Linked DNA regions of Homo sapiens: region 1 is linked to region 2. A link is a loop called in an ENCODE intact Hi-C map of the cell type or tissue named here. Cell type or tissue: prostate gland. All regions are shown on one strand. Links, peaks and the distances in the headings refer to the core of each region. The heading gives the core; the rest is flanking DNA.

Region 1 (2,917 bases), core at 150-2,649, 55 kb before region 2:
GGTCCTCAAAGCCTCTGCTGGGGGAGGCCACATGGCTGGAGAGAGGAGACACATATAATATTCTCCCAACCTACTTATACTTTGGTACATAAACTTTGTAAGTATAATGTTGGCAGATTCCAGTGCATAAAAAAGTAGCTGAAAAAACTCAAACCATAAATAATGCCAAGTAATAAAGAAGGTGAATGTTTCTGTTATGAGATTCTTTCATTGTATAAATCTGTTTAATAAGCTGGCTAGGAATCACTGATAGAAAACAGACTTAGTATGGTGTTACAGACCAATCCGTTCTAAAAGGCCAGTATGGGAACTCATGCCAAGTTATATTTTTCTGTTCTTAACCAATGCAACTTAATATGTAATTGTTGTCTCCCTCCTGCCTTCCCTTAACTACCCCCACCCCCCTGCCTCTGCAGACTCATCGTTTCAAGGCACTTTACCATATTTATAGATCACGCTGCCTTTTGTCTTACTCACCGAGAAGAGCTGGGGTCTGTGTATGACTCCTGCTTTTTTAGAGTGCTATTTCTCAACATTTGTAAGCATGTGTTTAGAGAAATTCCTCCAAATATCCTCCTTTGACCCAAGACCCATGGTAACCACTTTAGCTGCAGAAATTCACTGAACACTAGAGGGGGCGGTGAGGGGGATGGGGTGGGAGTGGGATGGGGGTTGGGGGGTGGAATGGAGGTCGCTGGGGTCACATTCATCTTCCAACACTATGGCTGCTAATGCTTGTTGATGTTTTTCTGGGGTTGGTTACTATCATCATGATGGGCTGTAAAATGAAATGCTGTAAACTAGCTGAAGGCTTGGGTAGAAATATTTGCCAGACGCCATAAACAACAACACCAGGAGTCCCCACACACTTGGCCAGTTGTGCCCATGCTGTTGTTTACAGTGCTGGGATGCGTGAACTCCAACGCCTGGCTGGTCTAGTTTCTGACCCGAATTCCCAGGTCCCTTTTTAGGAGGTCCACATATAGCTCTCTCTGATAAAGATTTGCTAAATACATAAAACGAAAGGTTATTGGATGAAATAGATTACTTCTCTGCTCAATTTAATGAGTGCTTGGAAAATCTTGAGTCTCCACATTGTCAAGGTGTATACTGTTTGGGGTTGCTCACGTAACATTATTTGTGTTAGATCTGTAACCATATATCAGATGTTTTGCTGTGCATTTGACACAGGTCATATGGAAGTGTCTAACAGAAGGTATTACAAAAAAATGAATTAAAAGTATGAATTAAATACACTTAACTTGATTATTTCTTGAACTGGCCATTAAGACCCTACTCAGGAATGTAACCCTTTCTAGAACACTTGGGAAAAAGTAATTTTATTTAGAGCACTTGGACATAAAATTAGTTAGAGTCCTCTCTACAGTTTCTCAGATTTATATAGCTCCTTTTATTTATGAACGCTAATTTATTTTGGTAAAATCTCATTGAGAAGATTGGGATTATTCCTATTTTACACAGGTAGACACCAAACACAGAAGACACAGTTTAAAGGGGAGTGCTTACATGTTGGTTAAAAGCTAGTGAAAGTTAATTCAACATTTATTATCGTTGTAACTGTAGTAAATGCAATGGGAAAAAGAAAACATGGGTTAGATTCTTCTCTGAGATTATGCTCAAGGAACTTGAGGAAACCTCTAGTAAACTCTAGTAAAAGTAGACAGGAAAAATTACAGGTAGTTTTTTTCGTTCCCCAAAAAGTAAATTAAAACTGGCAGAAAAATCTCCTTCTGGGGAACAGTCCCAGAGGAACCCACAGCTGAGGTGTAACTGTGGGGTATTCTGGGGCCACAGGGCTGGAAACCAATGTTCAGCAAGTCCCAACTTGGGCCGGCACTAGGCTAGGCTCTTCACTTCAATCATCCTTTTCTCATTCTACGGTTTGTGGGGAAGCAGTAAAAGAAAACTTGAAGGACTCAGTGGGAATGACTCCCTGATCAATACTGAAAGACCTTTGAGAGAATCACAGAAGCTGGGGGCAAAGGCCCAGAGCCCTGATGCCAAATTGGCCAAGAGACCCAGAGCTGTTCCTGGAAAGATCTGAAGCCAGGAAAATCACAAAGAATTAGAAATAACCAGTGTACTTAAGCCTGGGGAAAAATCCAAAGTTCTATTAAGGAATGATTAATAATAGTGATCCAAAGGTAATAGTACCTCTAGGCTTAGTTTCAAAGAAATATTTTAAAGAAAAGAGCTTTGTTTTTTTTTCTTTTGAGACAGAGTCTCACTCTGTCACCCATGCTGGAGTGCAGTGGTGCAATCACAGCTCACACAGCTCACACAGCTCACCGCAGCCTTGAGCTCCTGGGCTCAAGCGATCCTCCTGCCTCAGCCTCCCGAGTAGGATCTACTCTAAGCATGTACCACCATGCCCAGCTAATTTATTACTTTGTGTAGAGACTGGGTTTCTTCACATTGCCGAGACTTGTCTTGAACTCTTGCATTAATGCGATCCTCCCACCTCAGCCTCCCAAAGTGCTGGGATTACAGGCATAAAAGCTTGGTGTGCTCAGCCAGGCTTCTTGAATTATATTTAAAAATTAATATTTGGTGCTATTGAGTACTTTCCACTTCTTAAGGGGAATTGTTTTTTCATTTAAAAACAAAACAAAGTGTGCTATTCTCTAACTGCTATACTTAAGCCTGCAGTCTAGGTAATAAATAGTAATAACCAAATCACCATTATAGTACCAAAGTACTTTAATTTGTAAGCGAAGTGTTGATGAAGAAATACAAATAGCTCATGGGATCTTTAAAGCTCAGATGCAGAGATTCAAAGGAATGTACCCAAGATCACACTGTTGCCAACAAATGACTCAGGTGTACACCATTCTTCACACTGCACTGCTTTTCCACATATAGAATTTGCGGCTTTATCATGTTTTTCTCAACTGTT
Region 2 (2,917 bases), core at 119-2,618:
ATGAAGCACTGGCCCAGAGGCATCCGAGATTCATCTTCCCCTCTACTCAGCTGCCCCTCCTCCAATCCTGGGTCTGACCTTCTACTACCATAGAGCTCATACGCCATGCCTAGGCCGTAGGCCAAGTTCCTGGGACTGCTGATGTAGCAACTGTAGAAATAGTAGTAGCAATAAGACAGATGATAGTATAATGCTAATAATACTATTATTAATGGGAATAGATAACATTATTGAGCCCTTATTCCATACCAGGCACTGTAAATGTTACACATGTTTATTCTATCAATCCTTGTAACTCTGTGAAGCAGACATTGATTATATATATATATATTCTCTCCAACTCCTGACCTCAGGTGATCCGCCTGCCTCGGCCTCCCAAAGTGTTGGGATTACAGGCGTGAGCCACCGGGCCCAGCCCAGGCATTGATATTATCTCCATTTTGTAGACAAGGAAACTGAGACTGAGACATAGAACAGTTAGGCAAGTAGTAGGAACAAATGGTATAGCAACGGGCCGGGCTCAGTGGCTCATGCCTGTAATCCCAGGCCTTTGGGAGGCCGAGGCAAGTGGATCACCTGAGGTCAGGAGTTCGAGACCAGCCTGGTCAACATGGTGGAACCCCATCCCTACTACAAAATACAAAATTAGGCATGGTAGCACATGCCTGTGATCCCAGCTACTTAGGAGGCTGAGGCAGGAGAATAGCTGGAACCCAGGAGGTGGAGGTTGCAGTGAGCTGAGATCACACCACTGCACTCCAGCCTGGGCAACAGAGTAAGACTCCATCTCAAAAAAAAAAAAAAAATGTATAGGAACAGATTACTGGACAGCTTTCTAGAGTCAAAATCCAAGGAAGAAAGGGCAGCTTAGCCCAGTGAGGTAGAAGCCAGTGTGTTTAGCAGACTAAGAGCTGACAGATATGGATTCCACAATTGGTTCTATCACTATGGTTGTAAGCAGGTCAATGTCCTTGTCTATAAGCAGAGGGCAGAGGATGAGATAACCTTTAAGGCCCTTTTCACCTCTGCCACTCTACATGAGGAACCATGTTCCATAAGGACTCAAGGACTCAGCAACTGTTTAATTCCCAGGCTTTTTTTTTTTTTAAGTCCTTCACTTCTATTTTAAAAACTTGCATGTTCCCGTGGCCCTGGAATGCCTGCCTCCGGCCCCTCTGGAGCCCTGGGTTATGTGAAAGCAGCCGTGCCAAGCTGGCCCATGGGCGGGGCTGAGTCTTCCTGGCTGGCTTGTGACATGTTCTTGACGTACTGTGTGGTCAAGAAGCTGGAACTGGGGGGGCTGAACAAGGGCCAAGCCTTGCACTTCAGCTTCCTGACCTGGCAGCCATTCAGAGAGACCCTGCTAAGTGCTATTTCCTAAATACACTCTCTTTTCATAACAATCTTACCACATTGCTTTCCTTTACAAGCGCTCTTAAAAAAGAGAACTGGACTCCTTCTGGTTAATCTACACAGACTACATTTGGAAACCATCAGAAACTGAACTCTAAACAAAACGTTATTAATGTGTTGTAATCTGCCCTCTATGTTGCAGATGAAAAGAAAATGTTTTATAGTTTTGGAGCATACGTTTTAATTGCCTTTTAAGAGTGCATATACTTTTAGTACTTCGTGTTATAAAACTGTAGTATCTGTTTCTTGATAACTGTTGAGTGATCTCAGCTATTTTTATTAGTTTTTTTCTTTATCCTTTTCTCTCTTTTTCTTCTAAACTGCCACCCGTGTAAAGTTCCTTGAGATCAAGCTTGATAGAAGGCTCACATATTTGGGATCTTCATTATAAAGAGCTTCTTTACAACCTCCACCTCACTATAAAACACTTGTTCCTGAAAATGAGTTCTATAAACAAAGATGGAGTGGGTAGCTTTGTCTAATAATCCAGTATAGCTGGGAACCTAGCAGTCTAGCCTTTTCCCAGTTGCTATTGCTTTTTTATGGGGGCCAGATTATCTGCAGAGATCTGATGTTCTTGCTACTTTTCTCAACTGTACAGCCTTGTCCCAAGAGACCAACATATCAGTCATCAACCCAGAGGTCTCAAGGGCAGCATCTTGGATGGACCAGGATCCAGTCTTTCTTTTCTTTTTTTTTTTTTTGAGGTGGAGTTTCGCTCTTGTTGCCCAGGCTGGAGTGGAATGGCGCAATCTCGGCTCACTGCAACCTCTGCATCCCGCGTTCAAGTGATTCTCCTGCCTCAGCCTCCCTAGTAGTTGGGATTATAGGCGCCCGCCACCAGGCCCGGCTAATTTTTTGTATTTTTAGTAGAGACGGGGTTTCGCCATATTGGCCAGGATGGTCTCAAACTCTGACCTCAGGTGATCCGCCCGCCTCAGCCTCCCAGAGTGCTGGGATTACAGGCATGAGCCACCACACCCAGCCCAGTCTTTTTTTCAGCAAGGAATCCCAAATTCATTAGAATCAGGCCTTGAGTTAACAGACTCTCCACCAGCTTATCATCAGCCTGACAAATACTGTCTGGGACACCAGGCTGAGGCCTCCAATGTCTCACCTTCCAGCTGGGCAAGCACTGCCCAATTCTTGCACCAGTGATGTAAGACTGGCTCACAGGAAATGAAATGACCTTTCTGAATGAAGGGTTTCCTGGGGGCAGGGCTGGAGGGATGAGGGTGTTTCACCATCTGAATTCTTGGGGAGGAGGAAGTAGTAGAATTAGACACTGGTCTCCCAAGGGGTCCATAGTCTTAAGACCTCCCGCTCATGTGAAGTACCACAAAGGCACCCACAAGTCATAAAACCTTTCTGAGATTGTCTAATGTAGGATAATGTTCAAAAACCAGACTGATAGAGTCCTTGGGCCAGAAGGGCCCCATAAAGATTACCTGGTTGATCACTCGTTTTCAGGTGAGGAAGCTGAAGCCAAGGTGGGCAGTAACTC

What was found. Peaks named below come from ENCODE experiments on the same cell type or tissue, not always from the same donor. Only the 100,000 strongest peaks of a DNase experiment are listed, where the experiment ranks them.
Region 1: it touches region 2 in a loop (2.4-fold over the local background); 9 of 110 quality-filtered maps call a loop at or near these places.

What each region holds. Positions count from the first base shown.
Region 1 is chr17:61,306,111-61,309,027 of GRCh38, reverse strand. The region is part of intron 22 of BCAS3 (BCAS3 microtubule associated cell migration factor); the gene reads right to left. Among named protein-coding and RNA genes, the nearest start is that of TBX2-AS1, 92 kb to the left of the region's middle. In prostate gland, for the core only: no CTCF peak of the experiment used is centred there; no DNase peak of the experiment used is centred there; H3K27ac peaks cover 156 bases.
Region 2 is chr17:61,250,771-61,253,687 of GRCh38, reverse strand. All of the region lies in intron 22 of BCAS3 (BCAS3 microtubule associated cell migration factor), which reads right to left. Among named protein-coding and RNA genes, the nearest start is that of BCAS3-AS1, 120 kb to the right of the region's middle. In prostate gland, for the core only: no CTCF peak of the experiment used is centred there; a DNase peak (open chromatin) is centred at 1,247; H3K27ac peaks cover 1,481 bases.